2 separate regions of the Mus musculus genome follow, and region 2 is linked to region 1. Evidence: chromatin loops called from intact Hi-C (ENCODE). Cell type or tissue: left cerebral cortex. All regions are shown on one strand. Links, peaks and the distances in the headings refer to the core of each region. The heading gives the core; the rest is flanking DNA.

Region 1 (10,204 bases), core at 4,911-7,410:
TAGGGGCTATAGACTATTCCGATCGGCAGGGGGAGCCCCAATAGCCCTGAGGGGGAGCGCCATGGTTGAATCTGTCGGCCCCTCAGGGGCGACTCCTCGCTAGCTCCTTGTTCCTGTGGAGGGACCCCCTCCTCTGGCCCGGCCTGAGGCAGGGGTCCTGAGAGAGCTGAAGGTTGGGGCTGGGGAGCATATGGTGGGGGTTGAGGGGTGTCGGGCCACTCAGGGGGTTCTTCAATCTCTGGAGAGATCCTGGGAGGTTTCGTCACTGGTGTGCTGCGATCATCATCTCCCCCTAGCGGTGGTTTCGGTTTCTCTTTCTCACCATTTTCTCGATGGCTAGGATCTTGGTGCAAGGGCGGAGAGGCTGGAGGAATGGGCAAACCCACAGGGGTGGGTAGCGTGCCAAGTCCTCCCATACCGTGATGTACGGTTGCTGGTCTGGATGCAACCCTGGCCCTTCCTGAAAAACAATGGTCTTCACAGCCCTTCTGGTGGGTAAGTAAAAAGTTCCTTCTGGTGGTCAACCTACTCCAAAAACAGGCCATTCCGAGGAACAGAAAGTCATCCATGGCTTTTTCTTCACTATTACTGACAAATTTCGTCCTCTAGCCCTAACATCTGTCCAATGGTCCTTAGTAAAAGATAGAGTAGACATGGTCTGTCCCATAGTGAAGAATAAGAATAAACACAACACAATGACAGAGACGGAAAACACTAAGACATCCAAACACACTCGTCCACGTCTGGACTTATACAACCAGCCAAATGCTACCTCTGATGGAGTGGGATTCCGCGTCCACTCCTCTGGCAGGAAGAGCACTCACTCTTCTTCACTCTGCCAAAGCAACAGCCAGGTCCTCCTGACTGTTCCGTACCCCAGGCACTCCAGGATCTCCCTCGGAATGTCTTCTAGTGGTGCAGCCTGTGGGGAAATAGACCGTCATCTTCCCACAGCCACTAGGGTCCTTACGGTCCACAGTGGCAGCTGCCAGAATACAGAATACCAGAACTGGTAACACAGGTGGGGCTCAAACCCACAATCTCAGAACTGAAAAACTAAGACACAAATTTAGCAGTGCCACACTTAGACACTTAGACAACAGACAACATACAAGACTCACACAAACAAATGCACCTCCAAGGGGTCCTTCAGGGTTCCTGGGTGTCACGTAGATCTCGGTAGGACCTCGAAATGAAAGAACCTAGTGGGGAAATCCCCACTCAACTCCCGATTCGGCATGCACCCAAGAATCACGAATAGAACACAACACCTTGATGTAACAACATGAGGTATTTTAATGACAGAGCTCCGGGTCGAAACGAATCTCACACAGGAGACAGTAGAATCGACCATGAGGCTTGGAAGCTAGGGGTTTTTATAGAAAAGGAGTGGGACTGGGGGAGGAATTGGTGCGGTTTCACATGATTGGTCCATTTAAACATCAGCAGCCTGTTAATATTTAACTTAGGTCAGAGGAGTGGGAGATAAGGAGGCGATGGGCCTGCCCGGGCATGTCCTGGTCTGTTCTGCTATGTTCTCAGCCCCAGGTTTCAAAGCTCACAAACAACTCTTTGGGCTCTTTGGGCTATTTGACATACATTACATGAATCACAGGTCTCAAGTTTTATTTCCTTTTAAAACCAGGGGTGAGAGGTTGTAAGCCACCAGGCTATGCTCTTCAAGAGTATGCTGGGACTCTGGGCTTTTCCCTTCTGTTGTTTCTTTCAGTTCTGGGCCATGAGTGTCTTTAGTTTACCACACCCCGTGTCATGATGTGCTAAAAGCAACAGGGAGAGACACAGATCATGCGCAGAAGTCTCCTGAAGGATGAGGAGAAGGGACCCTTAGCTCTTCATAAGTTGATCACCTCCGGCATTTGTTATAGTAACGAAAAGATGGATGTCTGCAGACTATTAGAAAACACTCAGTGCTTAAATTTTCGGAAAAACACAGCAGGAAACGGGGGACAGAACGAGAAGCTTTAGAAAAGGTAGCCGGTTCCCAGCACTCGGGAAGTTAAAACAGAGGTATCACAAGATTGAGCGAGCCCAGACTGCATCATGACACACTACATTAAAAACAACAACAACAAAAAAAGAGCCAGGTGGTGGTGGTGCACACCTTTAATCCCAGCACTCGGGAAGCAGAGGCAGGCAGATTTCTGAGTTCGAGGCCAGCCTGGTCTACAAAGTGAGTTCCAGGACAGCCAGGGTTACATAGAGAAACACTGTCTCCAAAAACCAAAAAAAAAAAAAAAAAAAGAAAGAAAGAAAGAAAAGAAAAAAAGAAATGTTGCCACTGAGAAGGTGATGTTTGACACAAAATTGGACAGGACAGCCATGGGATCATCATGGGGTGGCCACAAGAGAACAGCAAGTACAAAGACCTGAATATTGTAACCCAGGGTTGGGGAGCAGCCTGAAAGGACCTCTCAATCCCCTCACAGATGTCAGACTCTGGAGTTACCATGCAAGCCTCAGTCTCAAGCACTCACTGAAGCCCTCAGGCCTCAGTCACTGGGGATGAGCCAGTGGTGTAGCTGAACAGACCCCTCCACTGGATCATTCACTGATTTTTTAAGTTTCTAATCTTCTTTCTTTATTAATAAATTTAATCTATTGATATTGAAAATACATCCTCTTCATCAGCAGCACAGGGCCATCCCTGCTGGCCTGAAGATTGTGTTGAGTGTCCTGTGCTTTGGCAAGGAACAGTCTTCCAAGTGAACCCTGTGTATTGGGAGAAGCTTGGCTCCTGGCTCTCCTGCACACATTGTATTGAGGAGATTCTCCGCCCCAGGCCCAAGGTGAGCAGCCGTCAGCACGTACTCCCTGGCCCCAAGGCTGGGCCTTTTCTTTTCCTTCCAGAGGCCAGGGGAGGGGAAGTGTCTTGAGGCCTCTGCAAACTGTGCTTTAGTGGCTGCTTTTTGGGGCTCCTGCACAGGTCATGACTAGGGAAACTACTAAAAAAACAAAAAAAAAAAACAAAAAAAACAGAGCACCCCAGAGGTTTAGTACCAGCCATGGACATGGAGAGACAGCTGTAATGAGAATTCTGGAATTTTGGTTTCTTTTTTAAAAAGCCATACATATTATAAAAATGTACTTTCGTTTTAATTCCAGGTGTGGGGTTGTGGGGCTGCTTCCAACCGTCCATAGCAGCTGACTGTGATTTGCATCATACGTTAGCAGAGGCGTGGTTTTTGCCAGCTGCAGATGGTGTCTGCGATTCTGTGACGTTTGGAAAGCTGGAAACTTTCTCAGAGGGTAGAGAAATGTTAGAGCCCACGGAGGCTGGTTGTGGTTCGTTAGTAGCCATGCTCAAAGAATAAACAAAAGGAAAGAGATGAGATTCAGGGATCTCTCTGTCTCTGCCTTTCTCCTCCTATCTAGTGACTGGGGGTGAACCTGGGAGGGGGGAAGAGAGGGTAGGAAAAAGAACCCACAAAGTAGCAAAGACCAGCTGCAGACGTAACTCCCCCTCTTCCCCATGTCCTCTTGCTGATCACTCTCTGATGACTGCTAAACCTGAGTCTTTTCCTATACTCTAGTCAGCCCATCTCACCGTCTTAGTCAGGGGTTTTATTGCTTTGAGGAGACACCGTGACCAAAACCGGGTTGGGGAGGAGAGAGTTTATTCGGCTTACACGTCCATATCATGGTCCATTATTGGAGGAAGTCGGGACAGAAACTCAAACAAGAAGGAACCTGGAGGCAGGAGCTGACGCAGAGGCCATGGAGGGGTGCTGCTTACTGGCTTGCTCCTCATGGCGTGCTTAGACTGCTTTCTTATAGAACCCAGGACCACCTGCCCAAGGAATGGCACCGCCCACAGTGGGCTGGACCCTCCCCCACCAATCACTAATTTAGAAAATGCCCTCCTGGCTTGCCCACAGCCTGATTTTTTAGAGGCATGTCTTATTTGAGGTTCCCTCCTCTCTGATGAGTCTAGTCTGTGTCAAGCTGACCCCTTGTCAACTTGACACACAAACCTATCACTGTTAAGCAACAAGCTGTCCTTTCTTGTTCATTCCCAAGATCACACATTAGCAACACTACAATATAAAACATTTTACAAATTTGAAAAAAATCCCACAGTCCTTACATTTTCAAACACTTTAAAATTAAATTAAATCTCTTTAAAAACTTAAGTCTCTTTTAAAAAATCTAAAATCTCTTTTAAAATTCAGTCTCTCAACTACGGACTCTTAAAAAAAAAAAAAGCTAAATACACTTCTTCAAGAGGGAAGAACCAGGACACAGTTATAATCAGCTCAAAGCAAACTCCAACAGTGTAGTGTATATAACTCCATGTCCAATAGCTGGGATTCACTCACTGTCTTCTGGACTCCTCCAAGGACCTTGGGTCACTTCTCCAGCTCCGCCCTCTGCAGCACACACAGCTTGTCATCTAAACTCTGGCAGGCTCCATTCCACCCCTGCTGCTCTTCTGGGCGGTCAGCCTATGATACATGAATCTCCAAAATGCTGGGGACTCGTGCACCTGGGCTATACTTCCACCAATAGCCTCTCTTGGTCTTTCTTCATGGATTGCAACCCTGCCACACAATGTCAAGCATCAGCTGCCCTCCATGACCCCTTCATGCCTTCAAAACCCATACACCTGGGAGACTCTTATGCTATAAAGTTCAGCTTCCAGCACAAAGGTACAACTTTGGTTGCCTCTGGAACACAGCTTCTGCGTGCTGACCCTGAGGAAACACTTCCCAGATTTCACCTCAGTGATGGTGGATTCTTCTCAATCATTGCTAATTTCTTAGCTCCGGCTGACAGGCATCAACTATCCCAGTAAAGCAAGGGTTTTATTTACTTCTGTGATTCTAGTCTCTTGTTACCCACAGCTGATTCTTCAGCCTCAGTTAACCAAAACCACAGATTCTCAACTCAAAATACCAAACATACCCTATAAGTCTTTAAGTGACTCTCAAACTTCCCTCTGGAACTCACAACCCAGGCCTCCATTGTCTGCAGGGCTTTCCACATTCTTTTCTTCCCAGCTCCCACAGAATAGCTCACCAAGCTTTGAATTCTCTCTCAGTGGCTTTTCTAGCCCAAAGTTCCAAGGTCCTTCCACAATCCTCCCCAAACATGACTAGGTCTCTCACAGCAATACCCCACTATGCTGGTATCAGCTTCTTAGGGTTTTGTTTGTTTGTTTGTTTTGTTTTGTTTTTTGAGACATGGTTTCTCTGTATAGTCCTGGCTGTCCTGGAACTCACTCTGTAGACAAGGCTGGCCTCGAACTCAGAAATCCGCCTGCCTCTGCCTCCCAAGTGCTGGGATTAAAGGCGTGTGCCACCACGCCCGGCTTTCTTAGGGTTTCTATTGCTGTGATGAAACACCATAACCAAAAGCAACTTGGAGAGGAAGGGGTTGATTTGACTTCCATATCATAGTTCGTCACTAAAAGAAGTCAGGACAGGAACTCAAACAGGGCAGGAATCCAGAGGCAGGAGCTGATGCAGAGGCCATGGAGGTGGGAGGGCATCTGCTTTCAGCCTGCTTTCTTATAGAACCCAGGACCACAGCCCAGGGATGGCTCCACTCACAATGAGCTGGCCCCTACCCCTATCAATCACTAATTTATAAAATGTCTTAACAGGCGAATCTCATGGAGGAATTTTCTTACTGAAGGTTCTCTCCGCTCAGATGACTTTAGCTCTGTCCAGTTGATAGAAATGCTCCAGCATACTGTCTCATGTCTCCTACTTTGGGATGTTCCCAAATGAGTTCGAGGCCAGCCTGGTCTACAGAGTGAGTTCCAGGACAGCCAGGGCTACACAGAGAAACCCTGTCTCAGAAAAACAAAACAAAACAAAACAAAACAAAACAAAACAAAACATACCTGATACTGACATCCCTGGCTAGACCCCATAAACCCGGCTCTCTCGAATTCCCAATTCTGTGCAGACACAGCCAGCTGCCCAAGCAAGAGACCCAAATGTCTCTTTCCCTCCTCCTCTCTCACCACCCACACCCTGCAAGGCACCACACGACACCAATCCCCTCGGCTGCAAGTCTCCTCCCCTCCTCCCACCTCTGCCTCTTATTTCAGGCTCTTATTATCCCTTCATGCCCTCATCTAAGGCTTAGGGACATACCAGAGACAGATGGCCTCCTACCCGTGAATCACACTTGAGCGTGGAAAATAACCAACACATGAAAGAATCTCGCATTTACAGTGTCAGTAGGTGACAGGAGAGACTTGACTGTCTTCTGGGGAAGGTGAGGTTAGAAGTGAGGCTGGAATAATTACTTGGGAAGACGAGCGATCGTGTAAGCCCAGGGTAAGCTGCAACCAGGCAGACCTCCATCACTGCCCTTTGGTTCTGGACAGCAGCTTAGTCGTGTGCTCATGACCTCCACTTAATAGGTACTCCCTTCAAGCTGGCACAGAGATTGGGACACTTTGCTGCACAGAGATGCCTTGCTCGTTTCGCATGTTTAGCCTACACTACGTGGGGGCAGTTCTTGCAAAGGAGAAGGGGGCCGATGTTTATGGTGCAAGTGTCAGGGGACACACAGAACAGACCTGCCTGTCCTTGGGCTGTCGGCACTGTCATTACTAATCTCCATCACAGGCACAGATGGGACTGCATCCTCTCCTGCTGAAGCCAGACAAGGCAGCTCAGTTAGGAGAACAGGATCCACAGGCAGGCAATGGAGTCAGGGAGAGTCTCTGCTCCAGTTATTGGAGGACCTGCATGAAGACCAAGTTGCACATTTGCTACATAGGTGCAGGGGGCCTAGGTCCAGCCCATTATGCTCTTTGGTTGGTGGTTCAACCCCTGGGAGCCCCCAAGGGTCCAGGTTAGTTGACTCTGTTGGTCTTCTTATGGAGTCCCTGTCCCCTCTGGGTCCCTCAATCCTTCCCCCAACTCTTCCACAAGACTCCCTGAATTCCATCTAATGTTTAGCTATGGGTCTCCGCATCTGTTTTAATTAGCTCCTGGGGTGGGGAGGAACTCTCTAGGACCTGGGATGTGGCAGGCTCCAGTGAGCCTATGAGGGTGAATCTAGTTGAGCCTCCTAGTCTTGGGGGATATGGAGCCTGAAGTGGCCACCTCCTGTAGCCAGGCAGGACTCCCAGTGGAGGGATAAGGACACCAATCCACCCTCAAAACCTTCGAGGCCAAATTTGTCCTGCCTATAAGAATTGCAGGGACAAAGACAGAGCCGAGACTGAGGGATGGCCAACCAATGACTGGCCCAACTTGAGACCCATCTCATGGGCAAGAACTAATCCCTGACACTGTTAATGATATTCTGTTATGCTTGCAGACTGGGGCCTCACGTAACTGCCTGGCAATCATTCTCATTGTCTAAGTTCACCTTCATTTGTGACTCTGCCTATACTAACCTTCAATATCAATGATGGAAGTCTTTGGAACAAGTCCACGGTGCCTGCTGCCTGCTGCTTTATCAGCAAGGAACTAATCACAAATGCTTGGCCTTGGCACAAGCTAAGCAGGTCCTGCCCACCACTGAGCTGAAACTCCAGCCCTTTGCAACATCTGCATTAGCCTTGAACTTGCAATCCTCCTGCCTCAGCCCCCCTGGTAGCCAGCATTCTAGGCCTGAGTCATTAGGCTCATGTCTCTATACATTTATTTCTGATTATAACCCAGCTCAACACAAAAAGACAATGTCTTCAGAACAGGGCATTTCGTTGACAGCAAAACTGTACCAAACATCTGTGGCTTGATTAGCTGATGGAGTTTAGATTTTTAGATCACAGTAAGATATTTCATATGGACAAAACACCACATTATATGGAGTCCAGACTCCCATAGCTACAGCCCCTCGTGATCTGCCCTTACATTACATCTGAGTGGAGATAGCCATGGACCCTGAGTCTTTTAAGATGGAGGAAGGGAGGTCTTCCATCCTGGCTCAATAGTTCTTCCTTTTCTTTTCTTTCTTTTCTTTTCTTTTCTTTTCTTTTCTTTTCTGTTTTTGTTTTTGTTTTTTTTTTTCAAGACAGGGTTTCTCTGTGAGCCCTGGCTGTCCTGGAACTCACTTTGTAGACCAGGCTGGCCTCGAACTCAGAAATCCGCCTGCCTCTGCCTTCCGAGTGCTGGGATTAAAGGTGTGTGCCCAGCTCGATTGTTCTTTCTTGAAGGCTTGGAATCTGTAGCTCCAAAGACCGGGGAGAACTTGGTTCCATAGCCTTGGCCCTGTGGCTCAGTGCGTCGGCGTGAGATCCTTGTTGTCCATCTTGGTGCTGCAAATCAAACACTCCAGGGCCTCTGAGTGCTCCACACAGTTCTTCCCTTTATCTGCAAGTCAGAACTGGCACTGACTGTCAAATCAATTCCCCTCCTACCACCATCTCCTGCCTCTAAAACAGGTACCAAATGAGGAGGAGCAGGCCGAGGGAGGGAGGGCTGGGCTCCAACTCTTTGCTCCAAATATCAGCTATAAACACAAATTCACTCTGCTTCCTGGAGCCAAAAATGCTTGGTTTTAAAAAACTAAAACAGCTGTGGGAAGGATTTTGTGTTCATTGGCTTTCTGTTACTCTTACAAAACATCTGAGATAGACAACAATGGGAAGGTCGGTTTGCTCACTGTTTCTGAGTCTGTGGTCACTCAGCCCCATTGTTCCAGGGCCCTGTACATCTTGCAGAGGGTGGGAGTGCCGCAGAGAGGTCTGCTCATCCTGTGGCAGTCAGAAAAGAGGCCAAGGTCCCAACGTTCCATTCAAAGTTATACCTTAATGGCCTAAGTTCCTTCTACAAGGCTCTACCTCCTACTTTCTTAAGGTTCTACCACCTCCAAAGAGTGCTACACTAGACCAAGCAGTCAATACACGGGCATGTGGAGGACATTTAGATTCCCATTTTGATGGTATAGCAGATCTGATGTTAGTTTACATCTGTGGCCATATCCAATTATCTTTTTTCTTTCATTAGCTACTAATATTAGCCACACCCCTAAAATAATATGAATTTTGTTTTTGATTTTTGGTTGGTTGGTTCTTCTTTAAAAAAAAAAGATTTATTTATTATTATATCTAAGTACACTGTAGCTGTCTTCAGATTCACCAGAAGAGGGTATCAGATCTCATTACAGGTGGTTGTGAGCCACCATGTGGTTGCTGGGATTTGAACTCAGGACCTTCGGAAGAGCAGTCAGTGCTCTTACCTGATGAGTCATCTCACCAGCCCCAGTTTCTGGTTCTTCTTCTTCTTCTCCTCCTCCTCCTCCTCCTCCTCCTCCTCCTCCTCCTCCTCTTCCTCCTCCTCCTCCTCTTCCTCCTCCTCCTTCTTTCTTCCTCTTCTTCTTGAATTAGTGATAGCTCATCTTGAGGAAATTTACTGAAAGTTTCACATAGAAGGAGCTAAAAGAATCTGTAATAAAGGAGCTGAGGAGATGGTTTAGCAGGTAAAACATTTGTCCCACAGGCCTGACAACCTGAGTTCTTTCTCATGTCTGGAACCCAGGTCAAAACGGAAATGGTAGCATGCACCTGTCCTGGGGCAAGATGGGAGTTGGAGACAGAGCATCCCCGGGAAGTCCACAGGCCAACTCGCCTGGAGAACATAGAACGGTGGATAAAATAAGAGAGGCCCCGCTTCAAAACAAGGTAGAAGACAAGGACTGATACCCAAGGTTGTCCTCTGACCTTTATGTGTGCCTACACACACACACACACACACACACACACACACACACACACACACCACAATATACACATGCAGAAGAAAAATAATTACACATCCACAATAAAGGACAGGATTAGACACATGGGGTCCAACAACTCCGCACCTAACATTTCAGCTTTTGCGAGCTGACATCTGGCCACCCCCAGCACCCATATATAAATTGTCGCAAGTGTGCCTGTGTGCTGGATGATTCATGCGAGCTCTTCTGGAAGTTGTCCCTCGGGTGACAGCAGAGTCTGTATCCACCCCTGTCCTCCCTCTGCCTGGTGAAAATGCAGACTATCAGGCTCTGTGGCACAGTCACAGGCACACGGTGGCCTTCTTTATTTAGGTACAGCACTGTTAGGCAACTCCCTCCCACGACGAGCTTTGCGGGTCTCTGCCATAGCTCCTTTGTTCTGAGCAGCCTGCAGTAACCAAAGTGCATACATGCCCAACAGGAGGGCTCCCCAGGGCACCCTCACCCCACAGACCTGGCCCTCCCAACACAACCCCTGGTGGCTTTATTGGTCCAC
Region 2 (10,204 bases), core at 3,075-5,574, 84 kb before region 1:
ATCAGATATTTACATTAGGATTCAGAAGAGTAGCAAAATTACACTTATGAAGTAGGAACAAAAGAATGCCACCGCAAACACAAGGAACTGTATCAATGGGTTGCAGCATTAGGAAGGTTAAAGACCACTGCTCTATAGCTTAGGTTCTGGGCCTGGCCATTCTGAACACAAGCAAGTCTTGCTTGAATACCAAGTACCTCTCAAACTGGGTTTATGATCCTAAGTGGTCCATTTACGCCTGAAGATTCTGTCTCCTCGTGGACAGACTAGAGATGAGGCCAGGGTTATAGAGTATTAAGCGATACACCACCAGCTAGCTACTGCTCACCAGTGTCTCAGAGATGCCTAATTAATCACAGCTGCTTCTCCTGAATCGAAAAGTGCTATAGTTTGAGCCTAAGCCTAAGCCCAAACATCTAACATCAGGGTCATCAGAGTCCAGTCCCAGAGCTCTTCTCTCTGCCTTGCCCTGCTTGCTGGTCTCACTCTCCTAGATCCTGATGATAGACAGAAGGTTCATGCAGACATACTATGCATGACTGAGGACACGGGTCAGAAAGTCACTTGCATTCAGTGGACACAAATCTCTGGCCCTACAGAACAAACTGTGGAAGCAAAAGAGCTCCCCCACCGTTCCCAGGAAGTGTGGTTATTTTTATGTAACACAAGCCACTGACATAGAAACTATGAGTCTAGTTTATTTAGAGGCAAGTATTTAGCAGACTTTGTATCAAAAATGAGCTGGTGACACCAAGGGAATAGCATCATTTCTTTTTGCTAACAACCAACACTGAGCTCCTAAAGCAAAACAGAATTTCATAAAACCCACCTCTCATTGCATGAGCTCACATCCTTCCATACTCAAAGACTCTGCTAGTGATATGAATGAGTGTGACTTAAAAAATATTACATAATAACATATGTCAACATTTCAGGGATCAGCACAGCTCGGTGAGAGCGGTTCAGTGAGAGGGGTATTTTCCAAAGCATGAGTACAAACTATGGGTAAGAAGAATGTACTCAAATGGTGATCAATGGACCCAGCTATGCATAGGCAAATGTATGGATAAGGCTCCAGACTCCACATTGCACCTAATATTAAGAAATCACTATTTTTCAAGTTCTGGTAAGAAAAAAAGAAAGAAAGAAAGAAAGAAAGAAAGAAAGAAAGAAAGAAAGAAAGAAAGAAAGAAAGAAAGAAAGAAAGGGAAAGGAAAGGAAAGGAAAGGAAAGGAAAGGAAAGGAAAGGAAAGGAAAGGAAAGGAAAGGAAAGGAAAGGAAAGGAGGAAGGAAGAGAGAGAGACAGAGAGAAAGAGAAAGAGAGAGAGAGAGAGAAAGAAAGAAAGAAAGAAAGAAAGAAAGAAAGAAAGAAAGAAAGAAAGAAAGGAAGGGAGAGAGAAAGGAGGGAGGAAGAAAGCAAGGAAGGGGGAGGAAGAGAGAGAGAGAGAGAGAGAGAGAGAGAGAGAGAGGAGACAGACCTGAATAACATAAATGGACACATTGAAATCATTTCTTCGTCCAAATACACATCTGTATAAGACCAGAGATTCAAACTCCTCAAAGTGACACATGGACACAGACTCCAGGCTGAAACAAGAACGGGATTCATGTTGGCCTTTATGCCAGCCATTAAAGAGATACACAGAAATAGAAAGCAATACTACTCTTGAAATTATGAAGGATCATAATTTTACAAGATATTTTGTTAATGCGTCATGGGTTTTAAGATGGTTTGAATATGCTCAGCCCAGGGAGTGACACTATTAGAAGGTGTGACCCTGTTGGAGTGGGTGTGCCTTGTTGGAATAGGTGTGTCACTGTGGGTGTGAGCTTTAAGACCCTTTAAGAAGTCAGTCTTCTCTAGCGGCCTTCAGATGAAGATGGAGAACTCTCAGCTCCTCCTGCACCATGCCTGCCTGGATGCTGCCATGCTCCCACCTTAATGATAATGAACTGAACCTTTGAACCTCTAAGCCAGCCACAACTAAATTTTGTTCTTAAAAGAGTTGCCTTGGTCATGGTGTCTCTTCACAGCAGTAAAACCCTAACTAAGACAGGTTTATAGTGTGACTTCTGAGTGAATCAACAAATATGTTCCCTAGCTTTTCATCCATACTTCTCCAACACACCACTCTCTTTGTCCCATGTGTTACATATGGATTGACCTTCCCTCATGTATGTACTCAGGGAGATGCTAATGTCCTTCCTTAGAAATTTTAGCACAGAAGGGAAGGAATAGAGAACTGGTAAGGGCCCGGGGAAGTGCTGGTGCCTCTTGGATGATAGAATATCTTCTGAACAGTTTCGGTTGAGCCTTTTGTCTCCAAGTCACTACCCTCTGTGCAGCTTTCAGAGTATGATCACACCGCAAGCACTAACATATCAAGTACCATCTAGGCAATGATCATCACCAGGTGTACTAATGGATGTTCCAGAAGCACGGTAAACTCGGTACTTACCCCTATGGCATGGTTTGAATGAGAAATGGTGTCCATTTGGTCCCCAATGTTATCCGGTCCCCCACTGGTGACACTCACAGTTAGGGGAGGTTATAGGACTTTTAGGAGGTGGAGTCTTGCCGGAGGAAACACATTACTAGGGATAGGCCTTTCCTATCTCTGCTTCCTGTTTCTGTTACCATGGCATATATTTCCTGCCTGATGGACTCAATCCCTGTGGAACCATATGCTAAATCAAACCCTTTCTCCCTTGTTGCTTCTGGTCATGGTATTTTATCATGGTAACAGAAGAGTACGCAATACACCCTAGTGCTGCTGCTTTTCCTCCATATTACCAAGAAAGTAACTACTAGCTGTCACCGACCAGTGCAAAACTCAAGCCAAAGCCCTGGGATTTATGTGTCTCTCCCTTCCCCTTCACACAACCAACTCTCAAGTCCTCGAGAGTGGACCTCTTCCATATGTCTCAAATTCGTCACTTTCCCTCATCCATCTAAGGTAAGCCCTTCTGAAGGACTGTCCGCCACGGCCTTCACATTGGCCTGTTTAGTCCTGCATTGCTCTTTTCTTATCTGTCCTTCATGATGCCTGGGATCAAATAGACTTCAGGGCCATCAGAAGGGCTTGGGTTGAGTTTTTCATCTCCATTTTACACACATACGGAGACTCTGAATATTAAATAAATTGTCTGAGTCCAAGAGCTGTGTCTTTCTGTCCTTATCTTACCTGCAACTCTATGGACCAGATATAAGCTTGCTAAGGAAGCAGGCAGGGCAGTGAGTCTCTGCCCATAGCATTGCAGCCTCCCTTGCAGCTATTCTCTTTCCTGGGCCCTTGCCATGGAGCCGTTCCATTGCCTGGCCCCCTCTCCTCCTGAATCCTTTAGTCATGTATGTGATTTCAGCTGCCTGATTACTTAGTGTGATAGTTTGTATATTTTTGGACCAGGGAGTGGCACCATCTGGAGGTGTGGCCTGGTTGGAATAGGTGTGTCACTATGTGGGTTTAAGACTCTCATCCTAGTTGCCTGGAAGTCAGTCTTCCACTAGCAGCCTTTGGATGAAGACGTAAAACTCTCAGCTCTGCCTGCTCCATGCCTGCCTGGATGCTGTCATGCTCCCACCTTGATGATAATGGACTGAACCTCTGAACCTGTAAGCCAGCCCCAATTAAATGTTGTTTTTTTATAAGACTTGCCTTGGTCATGGTGTCTGTTCACAGCAGTAAAACCCTAACTAAGACACTTAGCTTCAAGATCAGTTCTGTCTAACTCCATGTACCCAACCTCAGGCCATGCCTAGACCCTTGACTATACCCTACAAATATCAACGGCAAGAACTAGAAACTTCTGGGGCTGGAGAGATGGCTCAGAGGTTAAGAGCACTGACTGCTCTTCTGAAGGTCCTGAGTTCAAATCCCAGCAACCACATGGTGACTCACAACCATCTGTAATGAGACCTGATGCCTCATTACAGGTGTCTGAAGACAACTACAGTGTACTTACATATAATAAATAAATAAGTCTTTAAAAAAAAAAAAAGAACTAGAAACTTCCTCGAAAGCACAAGCTAGACCTTGCATCTAAATGGAAGAAGCACTGGAGAAAACTGGATTTTAGATTTAAGAGCAAGGTGACCCTCTCCCCATGATCCAGCCTCCTCTCTGCCATCTCTTCCTAGACAATATGCTTCTCTCAATGAAAATGGCTCGAGGATGCCCAAGGCTATCAGCAAGGCTGCTGGCATAAAGTAGAAAACAGTGAAGACACAGACCTGTTACTTAAAAAAAAAAATGGAAGAGAGGCCCCATCATTTTGTGGGAGGAATTCAGTAGGGGAAAGAGAAAAAAGGGAGATGGATGTTCCTAAAACCCCACGCGGGAAAGCTGCGAATTTTAAGGCTCAGAATCTCACATCAGCCTCTCCCTGTACTGGCTCTGTGGTCTTCTAGGCAGCCCAGGCGGAGGACTTGGCTCTAGCTGTCTTTGCGCTGCTTGGAAATCTGCCTTGCTAGCTGCTGTGACCTCATAGGGATTGGGAGAGCTCCAGATCTGGGGGTGGGGGGAAGGTCCTGGTAAGGGAACTGTCAGAGGCCAAACAATGGCTTTCTCTGTGCAGGCTGCCTGTGCACCTGTGCCGGCAAAGGGCCCTCTATGCTTCTGTCTTGTCTGCACACAGTAATGTCCATACATAGGCGGGACTTATAAATACCCTCCAGAGCAGAAGTGAAACCATCCACCAGTTCTCCTTTTCTCTGCTTAGTTGGAGCTCTGCAGCCCAGTGCAGCTGCTACAGAGGCTGGCATCCTCCCGCACCTCCCGCACAGCGGATAGACCTGCTTGTAGTATCCCAGGGTAGGGAAGCATCTAACCAACACCCTCCTTAGAATGAGATGGGACACTGGGTGCTGGAGGGAGCGGAGGCATCCACTCACATTCACAGAGAGGAAACGCTGGTCTGGGGGTGGACATTTACCTGTACGTAGAACGTCCTGGAGGTGGTTATGATTTCAAACAGGTTGTCCCTCATTAAGAGATCACTAGGCAAGGAGAGAGAGAGATACCATTACACTAAGCATTGTGAGAACTTTTTTTTTCCACGTTATTTCCTACAGTTTTCACGGTCACCCACTAATGCAACTCAAGACTTTCTCCTTCCTGTGGATAAGGCAGCCCGAGGCTCAGCGGCTGTAAATGCTATGTCTGTCCGAGGTACTGGAGATCAGAACCCATTGAGTCCAAATGTTCCTTTTCTAAGGAAGCCAGCACCATATCTCCCCCCCCCCGCCCCCCCCCCCCCCCCCGTCTCCTCCCGTCCTCACCCCACCCCCACCCCGCCCCCAGCAGTGACTTTCCCTACTCCACCCTGTCCTGCCCCCCAGCAGCTGCTCCGCCCACAGCTCGGAGTTCCTGCTCTCTGCCCTGCTGCCCTGGCCCAGGGGACAAGGAGCTGAGAAGAGAATCAGAAACTGAGAATCAGAAGCTGAATTTAAGAAGTGCTTCCCAGGAAACCGGTCACATCCTTAGCCATCAGAGAAATGCAAATTCAAATTATTTTGAGATTTCATCTCACGCCAGTCAGAAACAGCAGAAAGATAACAAATGCTGGCTAGGGAAAGAGGAACCCTTACTCACTAAGGGGAGGAGTGTAAATTAGTGCCGCCACTATGGAAATCAGTCCGAAGGTTCCTCAAGAAACTAAAAATAAAACTATCATATGAGCCATCTATACTACTCCTGACATATGCCCAAAGGACTCTACATCCTACCAGGGTGATGCTTGCACACCCCAGGCAATTACTGGCACTACTCAAAATAGCAAGGAAAAGGATCAACCTTGAGGCCCATCAGCAGATAAGTGAGATGCAATAGAATTTGTTTAGTCGTAAAGAAAAATAAAGGTGTTGGCTTAGCGTTTAAGAGTACTTCCTGCTCTCCCAGAGGACCTGAGTTCAATTCCCAGCACCCATATCAGAAGGGTCACAACCTCCTGTAACTCCAGTTCCAGGGCCTCTGACACTCTCTTCTGACTCCACAGGTATCAGCACATATGTGGAACACACTTACACAGATAGTCTACATACACATAGATATTTAAAAAAAATAACTTTTAAAAGAAAAGAAAAAAGAGGACTGGCAAGATTGCTCAGCGGGTAAGAGCACTGATTGCTCTTCCAAAGGTCCTGAGTTCAAATCCCAGCCACCACATGGTGGCTCACAACCATCTGTCATGGGATCTGATGCCTTCTTCTAGTGCATCTGAAGACAGCTACAGTGTACTTATGTATAGTAAATAAATCAGTCTTTGGGCCGGATCAAGCAAGGACTGAGGGAGTGGAGTTGACCGGAGCGAGCAGGGCTGACCCGAGTGAGCAGGGTTGACTGAAGTGAGCAGAGGTCCTAAAAAATTCAATTCCCAACAACCACATGAAGGCTCACAACCATCTGTACAGCTACAGTGTACTCACATACATAAAATAAATTAATAAATCTTTTTTTAAAAAGAAAAGAAAAGGAAAAAGAAAAAAATCATGGAGTTTGTGTAAAAATAAAAGAAACTGGGAATCATTATCTTTTTTTAAAGATTTATTTATTATATGTAAGTACACTGTAGCTGTCTTCAGACATACCAGAAGAAGGCATCAGATCCCATGACAGATGGTTGTGAGCCACCATGTGGTTGCTGGGAATTGAACTGAGGACCTTTGGAAAAGCAGTCAGTGCTCTTAACCTCTGAGCCATCTCTCCAGCCTGGAAATTGTTAGCATAAGCAACATAATTGAGCTGGGAAAAGGCTAATGTGTTTTCTCTCGCATGCCAATTTTTATCCGTGAGTAAACATACATGTGAGGGGGGAATAGAGGGCTGTGAAACTAGAAAGGGGACTGTGAGGGCTGGCAAGGTGGCTCAGCGGGTAAAGGGCCTGTCTAACTGCCACCTCATCTGACATGGCAGAGGGAAAGAACCAACTCCCACAAGTTGTCTTCTGGCCTCCACACCCACACATGTGCACATGCATCCACATGTATTAATGATAAATCAATAAGCAAATAACTGACCCAAAAAAGTTTTAAGAGAGGGAACTGTGAAGGGATGGGGGGGTGCAGAACGGGGATAACTGTGGACAAAGAGTGGGGAACAAGGGGCAGCAAAAATAAGGTATGTGTGAAACTGGTGTAATGAAACCTATTCCTCTGTATGTTAATGTAAAATAAATTTAAAATTAGTTTCCTTCATTTAAAAAAAAATCTGCTTCTGGAGCTAGGATGTAGCTTAGTGATAATGTGCCTAACAGCAAACAAACAAATAAAAATAATAAGCTTCAAAGAGAGAATGAGAGAGAAGAAGAGGAGGAGGAGGAGGAAGAGGAAGAAGAGGAGGAGGAGGAAGAGAAGATGTTGTAATCATTACAGTGTCAAAAAGGAAGGGAAGAAAAGAAAAGAAAGAAAAAGAAAAACAAGCTTTAATCTTGGGTGTGGGTTTTAGTAACGAATTCCTGGCTCCTGCAGGGCAAGGAGCAGGTGGTGCTGACATAATTCCAAACACACTGAATGTGTCTTCTATGGCCAAGGCCAGCTGTGTGCATCCAGTCATTACAGGGACTAAGGAGTCGAGGCCCAATTACCACCAGAAGAAAGCACCTGAGGAGGCTAGACCAGATGCAGGTCAGACGGCATTCCATGCCAACCAAGAGTCTTGTGCCAAGGAAGGGCTAGTCCCAGGCAGAAATGTCAGAGAATGAAAACAGAGTGACATGCCCTCCGAGCAAAGGAGGGACATGACTTAAGCCAAGGTAGGGTACACAGAGACAAAAAAGATGCTGACTAAGCAGATCCGTAAGGCCATCGGAAGCAGCTCGAACCACACAGATCACTCGAAATACATCCTACCAACTATTACTTCTACTTGCTCAGCGTCTGAGTAGGGACAGCTCTGTTCCAGGCTTGTGCTGAATAGTTTTCTGTCAACTTGACACGAGCTAAAGCCATCTGAGAGGAGGAATCCTCAATTGAGAAAATGCCTCCATAAGATTGGGCTGTAGGCAGGCCTGTAGGGCATTTTCTTAATTAGTGATTTATGGAGGAGAGTCCAACCCATTGTGGTTGAGGCCACCCCTGGGCAAGTGGTCCTCAGTTCTATAAGAAAGCAGGTTGAGCAAGCCATGATGAATAAACCAGTAAGCCGCAGCCCTCCATGGCCTCTGCTTCAACTCCTGCCTCCAGATTCCTGGCCTGTTTGAGCTCCTGTCCTGACGTCCTTCAATAATAAACAGTGACATGGAAGGGTAGGTCAAAAAAGTCCTCTCCTTCCCAGTTCACCTTCTGGTCATGGTGTCTTGAAGAGCAATAGGAAACCAGCTAACATAGTGCTCAATGTTTTAACCTTCTAGATTATTCATGCGAGCGCAGGTAAGTCCCAGAGTCCACTGAAGAGGTAAAGTCAACCAAGGAGGGAGTCCTGTCCCCTTTCCATCCACTGCCCCAGGTGCATGCTGTTTTCAATGTCATCTAATGCACAGCTTTCATTACTTACAACCGTCCTGAATTCCCCCCAAAGGTCCCAGAGAGGCTACACCACCCAACAGAGCTGAGGCCACAAAGCCACAACCTTCCCCCACGGACTTCACCTCCCGACTCAAGTTCAGTGGGACGCAGGTCAAGTTAGAGGTAAGGGGAGTTTTCAAGAAGACTCTCAGGCTGAACATTATCCTCCCACTCCAAGCTGCCTTCGGATGTCCAAGTAGCCTCCTATCTACATGGGCCCTCCAGGGTCAGGAGCAATTGGGCATCTCTCATGATCTCTCATGCTGAGTTCTGCCCTCTAGAGCCACACTCGGGACAATGTCTATCTATGGCTACTTTCACAAAATACAAATTATCCCTAGGGGCTTCCCCAGTCTTCTGCTCACCCCACCCCCCAACTGCCATTTGAAACTCTTAGTACAGCATCTCTGCCCTGCTTCACTGGATCACATAGCATGTGTGTTTATGTAGGGCTGTGCTATGCTTTCTCTGGAGAGCAGGATGCCCTACTATTGATAGACCCCCTTATGACCTACAGCAAGAAGAGATACAAACACGCAGTCTGGACAGACTATAAACACATGCCCAAAAAGATATGCTGGGACTCTATTAAGATTCACTTCCACAAGCATCTGAATTTAGGAACGGGGATGGGACATTCTCCTGTCAACTCCTGGATCATCTTACGCAGGGCTCTCAGAAGGTGTCTTTCCTAGCGGAAAGAGGAACAAATTAAAAATACTTGTTCTGCCCTTCAAGTGGTAGCAACAGGGAGGCTGTGAGTCACCCCTATGTTAATGGGCACATCAAGAACAAGGGAGGAAAGGCCTGAGAAATTCAGCCTAGGGTAGGGTGTGAAGCCAGGGGAAGGGTCAGGCCTCCTTCATTTCTGTCACCCAGGACCTGACTCCTGACTCTACTGCCTGAGAGGCACCTAAGCGCCATTCTCTGCTGTCTGAGTCAGCACACAGGCATCATGGGAGTAAGAGTAGGCAAATGGGAAGAGGGTACTTTGTCCAGTGCGACCTTAACTCTGAGCAGTTATGAGGCATTAAGTCAGTGGTCCTGTACCTTCCTAATGCTGTGACCCTTCAATACATGCTACAGTGACTGCAACCATAAAATTATTTTCACTGTTACTTTGTAACTGTAATTTTGCTACTCTTATGAATCATAATGTAAATATCTGTGTTTCTCTGATGGGCTTAGGCAACCTCTATGAAACGGTCATTTGATACCCCCCCAAAGGGACTGTGATTCCCCTCAGACTGAGAACCACTGCTCTATAGGGAAGGCTCTTCAACAGAGCCTCAAAAAGGGTAACCAATGAAAATTCCAAGATGACAAACCAAGGCTCTCCTCAAGATGAATAAGAAGAGGCAATTACCCAGACTTGACCAGACACTCGTGAGTCTTGAGAACATCCTTGAGCGGTATGGTACGCAGAGGCTCTCTGTCCTGATAGGAAAGACAGAAGATGGGCAAATGAAGCTAGGTACATGGCCCGGTGACCCACGCCAGTCCACCAACACCCCTCTCTCAGAGTATTGCCTAAAACCAACTTGGTTTCAAAATAATTATTACAGAGAAGCAATCTATACAGCAGCTGCTCTGTTCCCCCCCCCACACACACACACACAACAGCTCAGTGCACAGACGCTGGCAGCAGTCCAGGTCCTTGTATAATCGCATCATAAAGAGACACAGGTTGGACAGAGATAAGAC

Evidence for each region. Peaks named below come from ENCODE experiments on the same cell type or tissue, not always from the same donor. Only the 100,000 strongest peaks of a DNase experiment are listed, where the experiment ranks them.
Region 2: a loop joins it to region 1, with 3 times the contacts of the local background. A loop is called at or near these places in 7 of 42 quality-filtered maps.

Annotation. Positions count from the first base shown.
Region 1 is chr8:25,129,479-25,139,682 of GRCm38, forward strand. Gm39143 (a long non-coding RNA gene) reads left to right here and starts at 337. Exons shown (of 3, transcript XR_870257.2): 1 at 337-495; 2 at 2,650-2,807; 3 at 3,124-3,187. In left cerebral cortex, for the core only: no CTCF peak of the experiment used is centred there; a DNase peak (open chromatin) is centred at 6,037; H3K27ac peaks cover 590 bases.
Region 2 is chr8:25,047,428-25,057,631 of GRCm38, forward strand. Plekha2 (pleckstrin homology domain-containing, family A (phosphoinositide binding specific) member 2) reads right to left here. Exons shown (of 12, transcript NM_031257.3): 9 at 9,867-9,937; 10 at 4,933-4,996. Among named protein-coding and RNA genes, the nearest start is that of Htra4, 14 kb to the left of the region's middle. In left cerebral cortex, for the core only: no CTCF peak of the experiment used is centred there; DNase peaks (open chromatin) are centred at 4,561, 5,148 and 5,489; H3K4me3 peaks cover 289 bases; H3K27ac peaks cover 1,324 bases.